Regions from separate parts of the Homo sapiens genome. Here region 1 is linked to region 2. A link is an interaction called in ENCODE POLR2A ChIA-PET data of the cell type or tissue named here. Cell type or tissue: A673. All regions are shown on one strand. Links, peaks and the distances in the headings refer to the core of each region. The heading gives the core; the rest is flanking DNA. Region 1 overlaps SIX1 (SIX homeobox 1). Region 2 overlaps PCNX4-DT (PCNX4 divergent transcript).

Region 1 (4,401 bases), core at 143-4,142, 560 kb before region 2:
TTTTTTTTCAATGAATGGGAATTGCAAATCAACTGGATTTTCATTATTTCCTTTTAATTTATATATGGAGAAATGTGAAGAGGGAAAGGAAATGGAAAGAGAAAGAGAAAGGGAGATAAAAATAGTGAAAATAAGAGCCTCCAGGCTCAGAAGAACTGATTACATTCTTAAGGTGAACAGGAAAAATACAATCTATAACTTTCTTTGATGAGGAAAAATTAAGTTTACATTTTTCATATTTAGTGTTAAACAATTTAATGTAGATTAAAATAAAAGACCAGTATTAGGAGGAAAAAACAAGTGCCTAAATGTCTTAATGCTCTCTATGTGAGACAGAAATAGACGTGACCATTAGTAATGCAACTATTTTTGTCAAATTTAGTGGGATTTTTTGGTTGTTGTTTGTTTTCTTGGGTTTTTTTTTTTTAAATGACAAACTCTAAAAATGTACCAATGTGAAAAAACACTTTCCTGAATGCCATTACTCATGCCCTCAAAGCTTTCATATCTGTAGCCTACTCCTGTAAAGGGTTTCTCCTGTTTCTAGTTTCTAGTTTGCAAAGGTATGCCAACGAATCTGGCAACCTGGTATTTGTTACTAAAACAGCATGTGTTTTCAGGTTTCTTTTCTATTGTACCTAAAGCAGTCTAAATTAAAACTTAGTAGAACACCAGGAGTATGATTCTGTTTCTGAAAGGTGAGTGGTGTATTGCTGTCATTGGGCCCTATTTTTTTTTTTAAATATATTTTTCTTTCTTACTTAATGGTGGCTGTGAATTGCAGGGTACTTTGAAGGCCATCATCTGAACCAAGAGTAGTAACTAGATTAATTATATGACAGAAAGAGTGAATTTAGCCTTGGGGTATTTATTAACTTCTATTATTTAGATATGCAATTTTGTTTACCACTATCTCTTCACAGCATTCATATGTTAACTAAGCTCTTTTGTGTTAACAAGTTTATGACAAGACTGTGAAAGTAAAAATAATTTATCTGCTTGAAGACAAAAAAGGGAAGGAGAACAAGGATAGAAACATTGTGAATTAATTTGTACAAATAGAAAGCAGACCAGCAGGACAGGAGCTCTTTTGCAGTGCTGCCGGATGGTGTCTAGAAAAATCCCAGTAATCATGTAGGCTCCATATTATTTTTGCCTGGGGCAAAATGATGTATCTTCTGTATTTAGCTTTTAAAATTAGTGAAACAAATGGCATTATTTATTAAAATTCTACTCAGGATAACAGGATTGGCTTGCTTGTGCTTTGTAAAATATTGTTCCCCAGGGAGAATCTATTTATTTTCTGACATGACAGTTTCATAATTTTGATTTTTTCCCATCTATAATTGTCACCATTAATATATTATTTCTTTCTTACTCTTTCCTATTTCTGTTCTGGTCTAGAAAACTGAGGTGTGCTTGGGGAAATCAAGGCCTTATTTTTTAAAACTGTCAAATAGCTTTGAGTTCCAGGGAGAAATGGTCACTGTACTTAACTGTACACACTTTTACTTATAAAGTCGTTTTTCCCCCTCAGTGATGGACAGATGTGCACACAGCCACTCAGAGACCATCATTTGGTTTGGGAGCTCAGGGTCCCAATCTCCCTTGTTAGTGTTTTGGATCATTAAGTCGGTGTTTATTTAAGTCACTAGGGTGTTTATTCTCCCTGTCTTGGGCCACGGAGAAATGCCACCCTCTGCAGGAGGGGCTCTCACAGGGAATCTCCTCACATTCTTCACATTCACTCCCCAAAACAAACACCCTGCACAAAGATAGCTTTCAATGACCCTGACAGGCTTCAAAGGACGCTGCGGAAATCTCTCTGGAAAATAGGAAGGGCCAATTACTTTAATTTCTTACATGCCGTCTCTTCCTACTCCGGTGACTACCCTCCACTCTCCCAGCTCCGCCTGGGATAATTTTAGGCTCGTGGAAGTTGTGTCTCGCAGGGCGCCCCGGCCCACTTCCTGCTCCCTTAGTTGGTGAATCTTGGAAATGTCTGCAGATCCGGCGAGGAGCAAGAGCGCTGGTCCTGTAAAAGCCCCCGTGATTACTGCTTGTAAACTTGTTAAAAGGACAATTTTCTGTCACAGTCATAAACTCTTTGTAAAACCCCTGGCACTAAATCCAGAGCGCGCATATTCCAGATGTGTTTAATAAGAAATTGCACAATGTGCCTCCTTCCGCCATCCTCGGCTCAGTCTGGGTAAAAGGGGCGAGCAGGAGGAGGCGAGAAAGCTGGATATTGCTTTGAGTTTTTTTGGCAATCATTTCAGAGAGATCATTAGGGGAAACTAACCATATTTTTTTCTTCCCTCGAGGAAATCTTCGAGAACCAGCTGTTAAGGGACCTCCAGTTTACCTTCTGGGCGTCGCAGTTTAACTGAATCTAAAGCCACTTTTCGTTTCTCCTCTACAGATGTCATAACGGTAGCCAAAAGTAATGAACAACGGCTTATAAATAGTTTGTAGGACGAAACCATACAGCATTGTGCCAAGTGAAATGAAAAAAAAAAAAAACACTCGAGTGATGTTTATTTTTTAACGTTTTAAACCTAAACACGCGATTGTTCGAGTCCCCACTCTCTGCTCGCCTTGACCTCTTGGCTGAAAACGAAGCTTCCTAAATTCTCAGAGGCCAAGGGGTTTGGCTCCCGGTTCCCGAATTTTTGGCTTAGTGGGTAGGGGCTCAAGAGCCCAGCGAGCTACAGGGACGGAGAAGGGCACCGCTGGGGCTGGGCACCACCGTTCTTGAACCTGTTCTCTGGGCTAGGACAGCGTGGCTGGGGCCGGACCCCGGGCCGGAGTGGAAGCTTCCAGAAAGAAGCAGTGGCGTTGGCACTTATGGATGAGCTCTGAGTTTGCTGAGCAGCGACCCTTATTAGCGGCTCTCCCTTGTCCGCTGAGGGCCAACGGGACACCTGGCACAGAACTCGCGCGGAGCGGGCCTTCCTCTGCTCTGTGGCAGTGGCACTGCTGCTGCTGCACCGAACGCGGCGGCGGCTGAGGCTGGAGGGGGCTTCATTTCCTACTGCCTCCCCACCGCCTGCAAGTCTTTGGCAAAGTCCGAAGGCAGGACTCCAGGTTGTGGATCCAATAGAGGCTTGTATCCCGCACTTCTCTAGCGGCAGAAGAACTGAAGATCTTTTCCTGTCATCCGCGCACTTCGGAGGCTGTTCTTGCCATTGGGCCCTGGAGAGGCGCGGGAAGCTCGGGCGCCGCTGTCCTCGCTCCGCGCGGGGCAGAGCCTCCTCTCCACCGGTTCAGAGAGAATCGCGCGCATCTCAAGACCCGGATCATAGCGCAGCTCCAGGAGCAGGGGGCCTAGTGGCCCGGCCCGCGGAGTGCCTGAGAGGAGAGGCTGCCAGTATGGATTCGAAGGCCAGACAAGGGAGGAGGCCTCGGCCTGAGCTTCGTGGTACAACTCAGCTGTCGTCGCCTTGGGTACCCCGAAGCCAACTCCCAGGCCCAAGTCTCAGTCGCCCTCTTCGGAGTCTGAGAGCTAAGCTCCAGGCGAGGCACGTGAGCGGCGCTGGACACCCGGCTGCCGGGCTGGTCCCCGCCCTGTGGCGGCAGGATAAAGCCGCCCTGGCAGCGCGTTGCGCCTCCTGCCCGACCGCAGGTGTGAGCGCTCCCTGCCTCCCAGGCCCCGCGCTTCCCGCACAGGGCAGATGGCGCAGGCCTTGGATCCTGGTTCGGAGGCGGCCTAGGCCCTGCTGCCGATTCTCCAGTGCCCTTCTTGCTTCAGACACCTCCTGTCTCCTTCTTCGCTTCCTGGGGTCTTGGCTTTGGTTTTCGGACCCAAACTCTTCACCCGCGCGCTCTGAGGAGGGGTGCCAGGTAGAGAGGACGTCACTTTCTGGGCTTGTCGCTAGAACTTCCCGCGGCAGAGAGAGGGGCCCTGGCTTCTAGTGTCTCCAGCAGAACTGGGGGTGGAGGAGCTCCACTTTCTTGGTGGGGCCAGGTCAGGTATTTCCTTCTTAGCCAGCGGCCCTAGGGAGAGCAGCGGCCTTGTCCCCCACGCACAGCCCTGGCCCCAAGGGGAAGGCACCAGCCTAGGTCTGCAGCGCGCTTCGGGTCAGGCTGTCGCGGCTCACCTTCTGCCCTGATTTGTTAGGGTGGCGTTGACAGGGACAGGTGGGTTAGGTTTAAGGTGAGGGTGGTCGCTGGTAGCCCACGTGCTCTCTCCGCTCCATTTCTCTTTTTTCCAAGCTTTCCCTTGGAGGGGACTCTAAAAACTCTCGGAGACTACCTCCTTCAGCTGCCCGAAGCCAGCGCACTAGTGTGTGTCCCCACCGCGCCCCCATGGACAATTCACACTGAGGGACCCGAAGGCTCAGTCTCATCGCCTGCACGCGTGTTCCGCGACCTTAGCCAGGTAGGCACTTCTGAGCCTCT
Region 2 (4,401 bases), core at 259-4,258:
CTTATTGTACTGTTGAGTGGAAAAGTCCACATTTGTTACAATTACTTCCTGCAGTTTACACTGTGATGCTCTCTTTAGGTTAATATATTTTAAAACACAAAAACTAGAGGTTACTCATATTAAATAATTATTAATGGGAAATGAAACCACATTTAGCAAATAACAGTTTATGCATAAAATAACAAAAACCAATTTTGGTGGGATGGTAGATTAGAGGAACATTTTTGAAACTTAGCTTGGCTGTGTTTAACAAAATTTAAAATGGAGTTCCCCTTGACGCAGGATTTCATTTAAGTTTATTGAACCTATTCCTTATTGAAGACTGTTTTGTGTTTTTGCTACTACAGGTGTTTGTACTAGAAAATTTGTAATATCAAAGAAGCACAAAACAGTCTTCAATAGGGGACTGGTTAAATAGATTATATAAAAAGGAGATATATCAGCATGTACACCTATGCAAAGATGTCCAACTTATGTTAATTAAAACAATTAAAAATTATGATTTGCATGGTATGATTTTATGTTAAACTGAATGTAAGCATGAGCATGTTTTATATATGCATATTTCTGAAAGACACATAAGAAACAGCAGATCTTAACCTCAAGAGATTAACTGGGATTTGACCGGAAGGGGAACTTTCACTTTTTACCTTATACTCTTTTGTGCTGTTAATACATTTTTAAAATAATATATATTATTTTATAATCTTTAAATAATAAAAAAATAAAAACAAAAACATTAAATTGGCTGCAATACTCCTACCCTCCAAAAAATTCACCAAGCCATTAAGTGATTTAGCCACTGTATAGCCAGTATAGAGGTGTAGTGGATTTTTGTTTTTATAGTAGTACCTTTATCCAGAATATATTTGGAAAAATTGTTTTTCTGAATAAAGAAATTAAAGTATTGATGCTTTCATAGGAAGAGAAGGGCCATATTATTTTTTAGAGTTGTATTACAGTTGAAAATTACTGTGATTTGTTTGGTATATTGGTAAATTTTGAGCTTTGATAATCAGACAGTAGGATACTAGACCACTGCAGTATTAGATTAATAGGTCATCTTTTGAAATCTTTAAAATTAGTTCATTTTATATAGTAAATGAGAACATTTACTGAATTTATGTATACATTCTGAAGCTTATTTGATTTTTTCAAATGCATGTAAAATATAAATTTTAGCATATGTGTAAAAATATATTAGTGTATATATACAGATATTTATGTATACAAAAATTTGTACATATGTAAAGTATATGTTATATATAACATGCAAAATAAAATACGCTGTGTTTTGTCGAATCAGCAATGACTAAGTATTACTGTAGGAAATTTTTAGGTGTTGTTTGTTTTTAACAGTATAGTTTTAAAGTGTAATGATTTTAATAACATTTATGCTGGTACTTTAAAATATTTTCATTTTACCAGAGCTGTGTTTTAGACTCTTAGTTTAAATTAAAACCAATATATAGAAATAAATATTAGAATAATTATTAATCCCACGGAATTTTTAAAATTCTGTTATTTATGAATCCCAAGCCAAATATCTGATTCATGTTTTTATTACACAGCAGTTTTACTCCTACAAGACTTTGTAATTGGTAGAAAATTCATACACCTTTAAAGAGCAGTATGCACAAAAGAGATGCATATACTTGTAGAGATAACCATGTAGTAAGAAACAATGGATTGTTTTTATTTGTGGCTTTTATATAAAACTAGCCTATGCATTATTTTCCCTGTGAATTTTTTCCCTGATAATTTTTCTCCTGGCATCAAAATAATGAAAATAATAAAATTTTAGAGGCAAGCTTTAAGAGCATGTATGCCCTGCCTAATACAGCTAACAAAACCAAAAAACTTACTCATACTATGTACTGCAAAAATTCAGTGACAGTTTTTTTATTCTGAGTGGTCAAATTCATGTAGAAACATACACCCTGAATTGCACAATTCAGTATCCCTGGGCAACTTGTTTCTGTATCATTCATATTCCCAAATGTACTCTGGGCTATAACAGTAGGCTGTGAAAACCTAAAACTTATATTTACTCTTATGAGAAGACTTCCTTTATTTATGTTTGCCTTCTTTCCCCAATGTACAGATTCTTTAAAAATATAGTACATCTTAAAAGTACTAACCTGAATATAGTGTGGATTCTTCTAGAATTTTTATTCCATTTCTCCTGATGCACAGAACGAATAGCATTTGCTTTATGAGTCAGTAAACAATCTTTAAGAACCAGGAGGGCCTGAAGCCCATTTCCCCTCCTTTTGATTATATCCCAAATACTGCATCCACTGATGCCTCCTTCCAAAGACAATGGAATGATTCCTTCCTTTCAGAAGCAAAAGCAGCCCTACCTGAGAACACTCTGAAATATGTTGTCCTCTTTGCAAGATCTCCATTTACTAGACCAGTTATTTTCCTCATTCCTCGTCAAAGCATGAACTCAACAACTGATTAAGAAAACAGTGTTCTTAGTGTGAAAGAAAAAGATAATGATGTTCATAAGGTGATGGAAAGCATATTTAACAAGAAATAATGAGATCTGAATTACCATTTGAGCTCTGCAAGAAACTTGATAATTTTATGTTGGGCAAGTCAATCTCTAGGTTTCCGTTTTCTCCTCAGTAATATTAAGGATCGGGCTGTCTCTAAATTTTCATGTAAGTGTATATTTCTACTTCTATATTATTTTTCTGTTAGTTTTATCATGCTATTTGTGGAAATAAAGATAGTCTATACAATTTTATTTTTTATGCAAATACATTTTTTAAAGTGCATAAATTTTTTAAATAACAAACTTAAGAGTGAGCTTTATGCTAAGCAGACCTAAGCAAACATGGTTATCATTAGAAAACGAACTCTCTTTACTTCAGTATTGACCACTTTTCTTGGGACAGTGATTTCTGTGAATATTAGCATCCAGTAATGTGTCACGTTAATCAGTATTCATTAAGTACCAACAGTTTGCCTTCTGAGGGCTCTTTCTTTAAGGTCAGTTAAGTAAAAATGTTAAAGCCAGTTATTATGAGGATTTCTGCCATGTAATAGTCAAATTATTTTATACTTAGCCTCTTTTTGATTAAAAGTAGTAGTCAACGTTGTTGAAGCCCTCAAAGGTGATTTTGAACATGAAGTGCTGGAGCTACCCAGGCAGCAATCAGAAACAATTAGGAAAAATGTACCAAATGCTTCGTTCTTTTCTCTAGGCTGCATGGCAAATTACATTTAATATTTCAGGCTTGTTGCATTTTAAAATAAGGCCTCCTGACTAAGCAATTTTCAAGACAACTCCCATCAAAAGATATTGCTTAAAATTTTCTTATTGCTATAGAAATGAAAAGAGTGATTGTCTATGTTGATTAGCCTTGAAGATTGCTTTGGGGAAAATTTGATAATTCTAGTACCATTACCATTATAATTTACAATCTGTAAAGAATTGAATACTACATTGACTACCAGGATAGTTTAAGCCTTCCTTTCTATCTGCTAATTTTATTCTTCTACCTTAACATAAAGAAATCCTTGTAATATGTATTTAATGCATATATGATTTATTTTTATCATGATTCTTGAAAATTATTCTCAATTAGATCAAACAAAAATCAACTGTAGAGCATAATAAATATGCCTGAAATATTTATTGATGCCTACTATGTGCCAAATTTTGTGCTAACCAATTTGGCAGATAGAGATGAAAAAGAAAGATTTAACTTCAAAGAGCTTTCATCTTAATGGGTAGAAAATTCACAATAAAAAGAAATGAACAAAATAAGAAAAATTTAGAACCAATTGCGTTTCAGTTATGATGAGTTGAGTGTGGCTGATACAATTTCATTTTCTTATACCAAATGCTAAATAGAGGTTATAGTTACCTGATATGGCAAAACCTGGCAAGTTAGGAAAGTGCTCCCATAATAATATTTTTGTGTTTAGAAAGAAAAATTATAATAGAATGAAATTACATTACACTTGGCAATGTATAGAAAAATGTTTAAATACCAAGAAAGACCTTTATGCTGGCAAGGAGATTCATTTTTTATGGACCTTCTGATTCAATGGCCAAGTTTTTAATTATTTTAAACAGTTTTAAAATAGCCTAAAATGTACCAGCTGTCTTAAACTAGCAAACAAAATAAGATTCAGTGATATTGAGGTTTCAGTAAAATGGCATTCTCATTTATTCACTCATGAACTCAATTAGTGAACATTTATAGATGATAGACAATTTGTTAGAGGACTAGTGATGAACGAGTACCAGTACCTCTCGTTATGGGCCCCACTGGTGAGAGTGCTGAGGTAATACAAATATATATGATCACTTTGAAAATAAATTTAATCATATTGGCAACTCTAAAAATGTGCATACTTTTAACTGATTAATACTTTTCTGTG

What was found. ChIA-PET counts read pairs that join two places held together with the same protein. Peaks named below come from ENCODE experiments on the same cell type or tissue, not always from the same donor. Only the 100,000 strongest peaks of a DNase experiment are listed, where the experiment ranks them.
Region 1: POLR2A ChIA-PET joins it to region 2 with 8 read pairs; 2 of 35 experiments call an interaction of 5 or more read pairs at or near these places.

Annotation. Positions count from the first base shown.
Region 1 is chr14:60,641,543-60,645,943 of GRCh38, reverse strand. SIX1 (SIX homeobox 1) reads left to right here. Exons shown (of 2, transcript NM_005982.4): 2 at 1-2,523. Among named protein-coding and RNA genes, the nearest start is that of SALRNA1, 4.5 kb to the right of the region's middle. RefSeq lists an enhancer at 1,478-2,040. In A673, for the core only: a CTCF peak has its summit at 1,797; a DNase peak (open chromatin) is centred at 2,123; H3K4me3 peaks cover 2,299 bases; H3K27ac peaks cover 1,940 bases.
Region 2 is chr14:60,082,801-60,087,201 of GRCh38, reverse strand. The region is part of intron 1 of PCNX4-DT (PCNX4 divergent transcript); the gene reads left to right. Among named protein-coding and RNA genes, the nearest start is that of PCNX4-DT, 6.7 kb to the left of the region's middle. In A673, for the core only: no CTCF peak of the experiment used is centred there; no DNase peak of the experiment used is centred there.